Regions from separate parts of the Homo sapiens genome. Here region 1 is linked to region 2. Evidence: chromatin contacts called from ENCODE Hi-C or POLR2A ChIA-PET data. All regions are on one chromosome and are shown on one strand. Each heading gives the region's core, a stretch centred on a gene start or an enhancer-like site at or near the end of the contact. The rest is flanking DNA. Distances are from core to core; before and after follow the strand shown.

Region 1 (5,414 bases), core at 809-3,308, 100 kb before region 2:
CACTCAGACTTAATGCTTCTTAAGGGTGTCCTTTTCTTCCTGCTCTCACCATTTTATTTCAGGTCCTCATGACCTTGCCTGAACTGTTGGCCATAGTTTTCTAATTGGCTTTCCTTCCTCTGGTCTTTGCTCCCTTCCACCCTGTACCCAGAGTTGCTTCAATCAATGACCATCCTTGGAAAGGGTCTGTTCTGAGTTTGCGTTGTACAGAAATGATCTTGCTAATTAGAGCAAGGTCCCAGGATATGATTAAAATTACATTGCTGGTGATTGGCCTCTTATATATTTTTTATATATACGGTTTTTACCTTACCCAGTTTCCAAATGGAATTTGATTTCATGTGATTCCATGAATCATTCTTGTTATTCCCAGCCCATCAATATCTAGGGGAAATGGCCATTTAGAATCAATGTCTTTATTTGTTCCATCTGGATAGTTATGAAATTTGAAAGCATTAGAACTCTTATGAAGAAGATGGTCCTTACCAAATTTCAGAAACAAAGATTGGATTTAGGCCCACCATAGCTTTATTCACGATGGGCTTTAATGATAGTATCTGAAATGGATTCACTAGAGAATGCGGTCCTGCCCTGGGGCCTCATGTTTCTGAACTGATGGAAACCGCTGGACGAGCAGAGCTGGGAGCTGGGAGAAGTCAGGATATTAACTAGGCAGCACTGGATAAATCACAAACCAAGATCCACAACTTCCTCAAAGGGTTGACTCATAGCATTGACCAGTGCCAAAGATCTACTACAATAGTAGCCTTAAAAAAAAAAAAGTTTCACTAAGGTCAAGAAGAACCATAAGCACTGCCTATGCATTAAATTAACACTGGGGAACATTTTTATCATAATGCAATACAATTTAGATTTTTCTCATTGTTTTCATTTTGGAGGGAAAAGTGAGCTCCTCAAAGCCGTTTGCTTAGTATGTGTGTCACCGATTTGGAGACCAGATGCTGGGAGATACTGGAAGTCTGTGTCTAGAGGGGACTCTGCCTGTGGAGCTGGAAAATCTTTCTCCTGACTCAGTTGCTCCACCCCAAAAGGATACCAAAAATATTGTGCAAAGAGAGAAAAGTCAGGATCTTGGTGAAGGGAGCAGCCTCCTCCATCCTTTTAATCAAAGAAAATTTCATGATTGTATCCTTACAGTCCTTTGTTGTAAGGTAAAGGCTGTAGAAAGAGATCCCAGCAGGCTGGATTAGACAAGGAAATCTCCACAATATAAAAGGAAATTGCCCTTGTCTCTAAAGGATGGGCAGGATTTAGACAGCTGGAGGCAAGAACATTCTCCATGGGGAAAGGGGCAGTGGAGATGGAAATGGGATTGATGGATTCCTGAGACAGAGGTCGGGAGCCTTGCTGTGAAAGAGGAAATGTGTTGGGAAATAGTAGGAACCGAAGTTTCTGGGCAGAGCAGGCCTTTATTATGGAGGGCCATGAAAGACAGGAAAAAAAGTTTCTGTTTAACCTTGCAGGAAGCTGGAAGCCATGGAAACTTTTCAGCAGGGGAATGACAATAACAAGACAGACTTGGAGACAGAAAGCCTGGATTTGGGGGCATTGTAATTGAGCGCCAATATCATGAAAATAAAATAAACAATAACAACAAAAACTGCTGAGACTATGGAGACTGATTTGTTATGGGAAGGGAAAGAAAGTGATGTCAAAGATGCCACCAGGGGTTGGACTAATAGAGACCAGGGCTACCCAAAGACACGAGGAGGGGCTGCTGGTCTGGAGGGAGGGTTGTGAGTTTTGTTTTGCCTGTTTGAGTTTAAGAACATGATGAGGAACCCAAGTGCAGCTCAACAGTGGGGCTGCTGCCTGAGCCCCTGGAGACTAAATCCGCTTAGAGGTGATGATTGAAAGAAAGTGTGAGCCTGGAAAAATGTTCTTTTAGAGAAAGCGTGAAGAAAGGAGAGCGGGGGCCCAAGACTGGGCCTTGGACTGGAGGCTGAAGAGGAACCTGTGAAGGAAACAGAATGTTCCCAGCCAAGGGCTCCCTGGTCCTGCAGGATGCCTTGCTGCCTGCTGCCCAGGGCACAGCAACCATTGCTACCAAAACAGTGCCAGCTCCAGCTTGCGGCAGAGAAAAGCGATGCAGGCCTGGAGGCCAGCAGCAATGTTGACATGATGTGCTACATTATTCGACCTACCCACCTTGGTGTCTACTTTAGGGCACCCTTTCAAATCCGGCGCTGTCGGGTGCAGTATCCATGTTACCAATGGTTTAAGCTGATAGTTTAGAAGGGCCCTGTAATTAGGGTTGCCAGATTTAGCAAATGAAAATATAGGATACTCAGTTAGATTTGACCAGATAAACCATGAATGTTTTTTAGTATAAGTATGTCCCAAATATCATATAATATATACTTGTATTTTAAAATGTGATTATTTCTCTGAAATTCAAATTTAACTGGGCATCTTGTTTTTCATCTGGCAATCTTTCTATACTCTGATAAATCTTCTGATCTCAGTTCTAAGGGGGCCATGATCACACCTTTTCTTGGCGAGTGGCCCCTCTTCCCCAAGACACATTTCATTCTCTTTTTTCCCTCCCCCACATTGAATCAGATGGTATTATTCAGAATACACAGGCCATTGTTCTACACCCACCATGTGCTTGGCAGGGCACAAGTTATTTTCACATATACAATATCAGTAGTTTGCAACTTGTTCAGGGGATATAGAACTTGAAAATCAGGTGCTTTTGGCAGACTATCACAGATGTAAAAATTTTTTTTTTTTTTTTTTTTTTTTTTTGAGACAGAGTCTCACTCTCTTGCCCAGGCTGGAGTGCAGTGGCATGATCTTGGCTCACTGTAACCTCTGCCTCCTGATTCTCCTGCCTCAGCCTCCTGAGTAGCTGGGATTACAGACATGCATCACCATGCCCGGCTAATTTTTGTACTTTTAGTAGAGATGGGGTTTCACCATGTTGGCCGGGCTGGTCTCAAACTCCTGACCTCAGGTGAGCCGCCCACCTTGGCCTCCCAAAGTGCTGGGATTACAGGTGTGAGCCACCGTGTCTGGCCATAAATGTAAAATAATTATACCAGCAATTCTGACAATGCCATGGAGGTGGGAAAGAAGCCCCAACAATGATTGAGACTGAAAGTTATGTGCGGGCATGCAATGAAACATTACAATAGAAAAATACATATATCCAAAGTACAGTCATGTTTTTAAGTCATTCCATTGATATTTTTGACAGGCAGTTTATTGAGATATGTGTTTTTGTTCTCCCTGTTGTATTTTCACCTTCCTCATTCCTGAGAAACTGAGTCTTGTCTTATAAGACCAAAGCATGACTTGTTGGTACCCAGAAGACAACTCCACCTGATATTTGTTGTAAAGGCCCTTTGAGTAGGATTACACTGGGCCTTCTGGGAAAGGAAAGGGATGAAAGAAAATGTTCACAGTTGAGAAATTGAATTGGGTTGGTGGGTAAGGAGTGGGGGAGTCCATGAAATTAAGAGCAGGACTGGCTTTGGGATCTCTAAACATGGGAGGTCCTGGGCCCTGAAGGGGTCTAGAATAAGCCAAGGTGGCATAAAAAAATTATTTTGAGCTGAAGGCATTTGAGTTCATGAAATCTCTTATCTGCCTAAAAGCAGAGCCTCCCAAAAGAACTCAGTTTTTATAAATCCCCTCCTTGGAAGCAATTCTAATCTTCTCTTCTTGGAAATGAGAAATTGGTACCACAGTCAAACAGATATTGTTACAAAAAGATCATTTTTCCCTTTTATTCTCCTATGGGCACATTTGTCTTTCTAAAAAGTCATTTGTTTTCCCTAAGTGCCATTTCTTCTCCATTTCTAAGTAGTCATTTGTTTTCCCAGAAGTGCCCCTCTGCCCCTCCCCTTCCCCTAATAGGGTAGCATATAAGCCCTGAATTCTAACCACCTCCTTGAGACTCCTTGAGTCTTTGTGAATTCCAGTGTGTACATATACAATTATAATCTGTTTTTTTTCTCGTCCTCATCTATCTTTTGCCAGTTTAGTTTGCACATCCCCAATCACCGCACCTAAGAGGGTAGAGGAAAAGTTTTTCCTCCCAGACAGTCCCTCTTGTGCCAAGTGCCTCCTGAGGATTGTGGCAGGTTGCCTGTAGGGTTAGGGTGGGGGTCCCATGGGTGTATCTGTGGACACAGTGGCTACATGGGGGCTCCCTGAATTCTTTCAGAGTAGGATGTGCTGATCTTGCCAGGCAACCAGTGCTCAACAGAAGCAGAGAGAGAGGGACTGTTGGCCACAGTGGCAGCCCCCACAGCTCAACCTCCTGGTACATTCCTTCCCTCCTCACATATTCAAGTCCTGGTACCACATAGCACTCACAATGCCACGGCGGGGGAAGGAAGCCTCAATAATGACTGAGACTGAATTTCCTACCAGCTAGGCAGGTGGGGATCAGAAGCAGAATAAATTTAATTCAGAAATATAAAAAATCCTATTCTTGCCTCTTTGCGTCAAGAGAAACATTCATTCCTTTTTCATTTTTCTTTTTGTTCATTGTTTAAGAAGTCACAAGAACTACAAACCTAAAAAAAAAAAAGTCTACTGGAGAAAAGCCTAACATTGAGAAAATTCTAGAAAATTCTATCCATTAACTTAATCCCATCCCCTAACCCTGGGGTTATGAAAATGTCACCATTTAAGAAAATTTTTAGCAGCTGAACACCTCAGTTAGTTCAGTGCTGTAGGAATGCAGTTAGAAAAACCATATTATCTCATGGGGTAAGGCTGCGCACAGGATGCTGACATTTAAAACCCAGTGTCCAGCATGACACAATGATGTTATTTATAGACCGAGAAGGATCTAGGACAAATGTGATGCATAGAAAGAAATAAAAAGAAGGAAGGAGCAAGCCATAGAAACCCGAGGTTGAATCGAGGAGGAAAACCCCCAGCAAAAAATCTGAGACACATCAAGCTTTTGTAGGGTTCATGTTTAGCAGGAAGTTGAAATGACTCACCGTATCCTGTTGTACTCGCCCTGTGATTCCATTTATCCCCTCCAAGGCTTTTAAAGCTCTGATTTGTGTAGGAAAATCACACAGCATGTCAAAGAATGACTACGCTCTGGTTTTACACATCCGTATTTTTAAACAGCACAAAATGGTTGTACTTCTCAATATCGAAATCTGACTGGGGCCTCTCCTGCTTGACCTTGCCCTGGAGGCTGCTGTCCTTCCATGGGTGGGTGCCCAGGCTGAGCTTGCACGGGCTCCTTCATGTCCCCCTTGGTCAACCTAGGTGAAGAGGGGAAGAATCCAGCTCCCACCATGCACCTTATTGACAGAAGCCTTCCTCAGATGAATATTCATGAGCAGCCTAAGTTTCTTTGGCTTTTCTGTTTACTAGTTTTATTAGCTCTTGAGAGGGGAGAGAGAGAGAGAGAGAGA
Region 2 (5,577 bases), core at 414-2,913:
AGGGTAGGGGATGTTTGGGGGTAGGCAGTTCTTTCAATGCCGTAAAAATTACCCCACCTCTACAAAATATCGATATTTAGGGATGCATTGAGTTTGTACACAGAGTTAGTCTTTTCCTCCAAGTTTCTCAATAACAGAAGTAGATAAATATATAGCACATGAAATCTTTGAGTACCTATGAGTCAAATTTAATCATGACAACAACACACTGACACTTGTCCCTGAATAAGATGTGTTTGATGATACGTTTTGTTGCTAGAAATTTGCTGCTGGAGGAGGTAGAAATAATGTAGGAGGCATAGGAATGTTTCTCTTCAAGATGAAGATTTACTTCTTAGGATTCTCAGTGGGGATTTTCTTTCCTGGCTTTTCTTTTTCATTCCTGAACATCAGCGGAAAGGTCCTTAATCCATGAATGCGGACGTCAGCTGGACAGGTCAGCCCTAGAGACAGGATGCTCCATTGGGCACGTAGGCAGCACTCTCTCTCCATCTCCCTTTTCTATCTGTTTTTGTATTATTCTCCTTTCTTCTCTTAGCTGGATGACTTTATCTGCCCCTCAGTCTATCTGATAGAAAACACACACCTTAGTGTCTACCTCTTGCTATTCCAAAGTCCTGGGGTCTGGAATTTGAGATTCTCACTGGTCTGGCACGCGTCTGGTGCTCACTCTGGTCCCAGTCAACATGGCTCGGAGTATGGGGCCGTGTTGAACAGGCATGGCTACCGGGAGCTCCCTGTGACCAAGGCAGGAGTGGAAGGGAGCTCTGGAAAGAAGACCTGTGCACGCACTGTCACCAGCGTCCACTATGACAGCAACCTTTATATGCGAAAAGGTTTTCTGGGCACTCGCCAGATCATTTTTGAGAAATACCCATTTCTCTTTCAGCCCAATACTCCAAAGAGGAGAAAGAAATGGACACAACTTGGAACATGTTATGATAGGAGTCCCTGTTCTGTTATAGCACACTTGTCTTGGTATCACAATATACCTACATATGTGTGTACCTGTACAGAATTGCATATTGTCAGAGACTGTAGTGCAAACATATATCCTCTTGGGAATCCAGCATATGAGCTTCCCAATACACACCCTACACAAAAATCTCCCAAGGAAAGCAAATAATTTCAAGTTTTAGGAAAGAGCAGCGATTTGTTATGATAATAGCGTTCAACAAGTATAGCATTCTAGATTCAAAGGAAATGCCTTGTGGAAAAAAAAAAAGTGCTAAAATGGCTTGATTGGGGTTTTAATGAGAGTTTGTTTCTCCTCTACTCCACCCTTCATTCTCTCCCACCCCCAGTTATTTTCTCCAGCAAGCCAGTCAAGAGCCCTGTGCTGGGAACACTGAGAGAATGTTAACAATTCAACTCTACCAATTAATTGCCGCAACTTTCTCCATCCTGCTCAGCAGGGTCTCTCTTGCAGGCTGCTGAAAACCTAACAATGCACTTTACCGTTGTGAATGCGTAATGATGTGTTCATCAGGGGGCTTAAAAACCCTTGGGGCTACAATATCCACTTCTCGGCACCCATTATAGAGGCTAGAGTATGTCTTACGTGACAGTAAAATGTGAAGCAGGAATGCCGTCTTTAAAGAGAAAAGGCAACACCCAGGAGATACAGGAATCGCACAGTCATGCTGACTTAAAATACACATGTAAACACTCACTGTGCCCCTGGTGTCCTGTCCATAAATAAAATGGCTTGCTCAAGAAACCAGGTTTGAAGTGGAGGTTTGCCGTCACTCCCCAGATCTGTATGGAAGTGTCAGAAGTGGAGTCAGCTAGTTAGTTCACCCCAATAGGTACTGAGAGCTATTAAGTCTGTACCACTGTGTCGGGAGAGACCAGGAGGAATCGAGCAGGTATGAGTCTTTCTTTTTTTCTTTTTTTTTTTTTTTTTTAGACGGAATTTTGCCCTTGTTGCCCAGGCTGGAGTGCAGTGGCACGATCTCGGCTCACCGCAACCTCCGCCTCCAGGTTCAAGTGATTCCCCTGCCTCAGCCTTCTGAGTAGCTGGGATTACAGGCATGCACCGCCATGCCCGGCTAATTTTGTATTTTTAGTAGAGATGGGGTTTCTCCATGTTGGTCAGGCTGGTCTCGAACTCCCGACCTCAGGTGATCCACCTGCCTCGGCCTCCCAAAGTGCTGGGATTACAGGCGTGAGCCGCTGCGCCTGGCCCAGGTACGGGTCTTTCATATGGAGCTTCTAGTCAGTTATTGGTGACAAAGTGCAGAGGTAAAGGGTGAACAGATTTAGGGGAAGACAGAAGCCTGAGGATAATTAAGTACCAAATTAGTATCACTAATAGTGAGTGCTGCTTTTAGTCGCAGTTCAGTATAAAGGAGGAAGGAAAGAGGAGAGAATTGGATTTTCTTGTCTGTTTTTGCCTAATTGGGTATGATGGATGTGTTTGCCCAGGAACACCACACAGAGATTTAGGGAAGAAAGTGATAAATTCTGTTGTGAAAACAGGGACATAGAAAGGGCCCTGAAGGAGTTGGTTTTTAAAATCCAGCTGAATGTCACTGTAAATTTTACAGTTTGATGTTGTGTTTCTAACAGTGGTTCTCAATCAGGAATGGTTTTGAATATTGCAGGTTAGGTGGGAATCACTGATTGAAGGAAGGGGAAAGGCAGGGAGAAAAGTTCCAATAGAAGGCACAGGACACAAAATAGTTACAAATGAATGGGGGAGTAATGTCTTCTGCAAGTGAAATGTTCTCCAGGTTTAGAGTGATCTCATTTTACAGGCAAATGCCTGGGAATTTGATAAGACTGTCAACAATCCACTTCCCCTACAACTAAACCTCATTTTGATAACTCGGACTGTGCAGTGGTTTGTACTCCCACCACCAGCTCTCTAAACCCAACGAAATGTATCTACAGGACAGGTAGTCTTTTTTTAGGTTGATCTTGGACTGGCACGGAGAAAGAAAGGTTTGGATCACTGCTGTGGTTTGAATGTCCCTGTCAAAACTCTTGTTGAAATTTAGTTGTCAATGTAACATTATTGGGAGGTGAGGTCTCTAAGAGGTGATTCGCTCATGAGGGCTCTGTCTTCATCAGTGGGTTGGTGCAGGTATCATAAGACTGGGTTAGTTATTGTGGGAGTGGCTCCCGAGAAAAGGATGAGCTTGGCCTGATTTCCTCTCTCCCATCTCATATGCTTGTTCATCATGTGATGCTTTTCACAATAGAATGATCCCTACCAGATGTCAGCACCATGCTCTTGGACTTACCAGTCTTAAGAACTCTGAGAAATAAATCTATTTTCTTTGTAAATTATGCAGTTTGTGGTATATTTTTATAGCAGCAGAAAATGGACTAAGACAATCACAAGTTTCAATTGTGATCCAAGGGTCAGGAAAGGGATTCTGGTAGGATAAACTGTCCTTGCTTCTTCACACTCACCCTATCTATTCAAAGACTCTGGCATCTATACAAAACAAACCAGAAAAAAACTTAATGAGAGCTGGAGATGGCAGAAAGAGAGTCACTTATAGCTAGTGTGATGACTGTCACAGGTTGTATCAGGCCCAGGAAAGAGTAAACAGCTCCGTCATACTATCATGCCACAGCTCATGAAGGGGGATGGTCAAAGTCACAGAGACTCTAGGGATATTCTTTCTTCACATGAGATTACATTGTGGTGTTTCCAAGGGAAATTAATGCTTGACTTGGCAAGGTGTTCTTTGCAATTTCCAAATAAACCAGTTGGGAGTTAGCCAGAGTGCTCTTAGAGTAAATTAAGATATTAAATTGGAATTGGGCACCCAATGTTGTTTTCATTTACAGAACTGGAGCTCATCCCTACTCTGCTCATGCCTCAAACCTCCACTCAGTCCCACCAAAGTTGAGGCATTTGTAAGAAGCAAGTGGGAATCCAAGGTGCAGAACTCCTTTCCTGGTTAAGAGGGGTGGAATTTGCAGAGGGAAGGAGAGGGTACTCCATGCACTGAGACTTAGTAAAAAGGACTATGGAATAAAAGGGGGGAAATCGAAGTGAGAGTGAGAAATATGAATGAAGGAGTTGGTTTTTAAAATCCAGCTGAATGTCACTGTAAATTTTACAGTTTGATGTTATGTTTCTAACCTAACGGTTCTCAATCAGGAATGGTTTTATGTTGTTGTTTTGTTTTGTTTTTGTGTTTGTTTTTGAGACGGAGTCTCACTCTTGTTGCCCAGGCTGGAGTGCAATGGCGTGATCTTGCTCATTGCAACTTCTGCCTCCCAGGTTCAAGCGATTCTCCTGCCTCAGCCTCCCGAGTAGCTGGGATTACAGGCATGCACCACCATGCCTGGCTAATTTTTTGTATTTTTAGTAGAGATGGGGGTTTCTCCATGTTGGTCAGGCTGGTTTCGAACTCACGACCTCAGGTGATCCGCCTGTCTCGGCCTCCGAAAGTGCTGGGATTACAGCCGTGAGTCACCGCGCCCGGCCAGGAATGGTTTTAAACATTGAAGGTTAGGTGGGGATCACTGACTGAAGGAAGGGGAAAGGCAGGGAGAAAAGTCAACTTTTCTTCTCCTGGCAGAGCTCAGCTCAGGAAGACCTTCTTCTCTTGTTAGCGGGAAGGAATAATTAACTTAGACAAAATGAAAATTTCAGTTCCTGCTCTGCCATACTGCTCTTTTTACAATAAAATTATCCAGAATATATAATAAAAAATAACTTCCCTAATAGTAACAAAAACTATATAATATTTAGGAATTTCTTTGATCAAGATTATATCGGACTTCTCTGGAAAAATATTTTAAAACTTTTATAGGAGGCATAGAACATGATATCAATAAATATTGTGTCCTTGGATGAATAATTCAATGTTATAAAGATTGCAGCTCTTCCCAAATTAGTTTATCATCTCAATGCACTCTCAAATCAAAATTCTAGTTGGATTTTTTTTCCCCAAGAACTACAGAAATTTTGGAAGGAATAAAGATTGACAAATAGGTAAGTCAATTTTCTGTTTGTTTGTTTTGAAACGGAGTTTCGCTTTTGTTGCCCAGGCTGGAATGCAATGGCGTGATCTTGGCTCACCGCAACCTCCGCCTCCCGGGTTCAAGCGATTCTCTTGCCTAAACCTCTTGAGTAGCTGGGATTACAGGCATGCGCCACCACGCCTGGCTAATTTTTGTGTTTTTAGTAGAGACGGGGTTTCTCCATGTTGGTCAAGGCAGGTCTCGAACTCCCGACCTCAGGTGATCCGCCCGCCTCGGCCTCCCAAAGTGCTGGGATTACAGGCGTGAGCCACTGCGCCCGGTTGGTAAGTCAATTTTAAAAAGAAAACAAAAATAAAAGGGGAATTTATCGAGATATTAAAACTTGCAACAAAGCCATAGTAATACAAATCATATGCATTAACATATATATAGACCAATGGAACACGATAGGAAGCTCAAAGACAGACCCAAGCATATTAGAAACAATGATGAGACACCACACATTACTGGGAAATTGCTTGAATGACTGCCAGAAAAGCTCTGCACAGAAAAGGTAAAAATGAGATCCCCACCTTACACAGCATGCAAAAGTAGACTCTACCTCCAGATAGATCAAAAGCTTACTCT

The links. A loop is a pair of places that touch in the nucleus more often than their neighbours do. ChIA-PET counts read pairs that join two places held with the same protein, here RNA polymerase II (POLR2A). Pooled maps may share reads with other maps.
Region 1: a loop to region 2 is called in a map of PC-9, with 3 times the contacts of the local background. The contact joins two enhancer-like sites. A Hi-C loop is called at or near these places in 1 of 168 maps with a recorded cell type or tissue (PC-9) and 5 of 50 pooled maps. POLR2A ChIA-PET finds 5 or more read pairs at or near these places in 3 of 52 experiments (H1, WTC11 and activated naive CD4-positive, alpha-beta T cell).

Annotation. Positions count from the first base shown.
Region 1 is chr6:14,876,872-14,882,285 of GRCh38, reverse strand. The region is part of intron 2 of LOC105374945 (a long non-coding RNA gene); the gene reads left to right. Among named protein-coding and RNA genes, the nearest start is that of JARID2-DT, 370 kb to the left of the region's middle. RefSeq lists enhancers at 1,521-2,030, 2,031-2,541, 5,111-5,300, 5,081-5,414. Within about 2 kb of position 2,058, at least 7 of the 41 ENCODE cell types and tissues checked have a DNase peak (open chromatin) inside an H3K27ac peak, as active enhancers do.
Region 2 is chr6:14,773,722-14,779,298 of GRCh38, reverse strand. No RefSeq gene overlaps it. Among named protein-coding and RNA genes, the nearest start is that of JARID2-DT, 470 kb to the left of the region's middle. Within about 2 kb of position 1,663, at least 2 of the 41 ENCODE cell types and tissues checked have a DNase peak (open chromatin) inside an H3K27ac peak, as active enhancers do.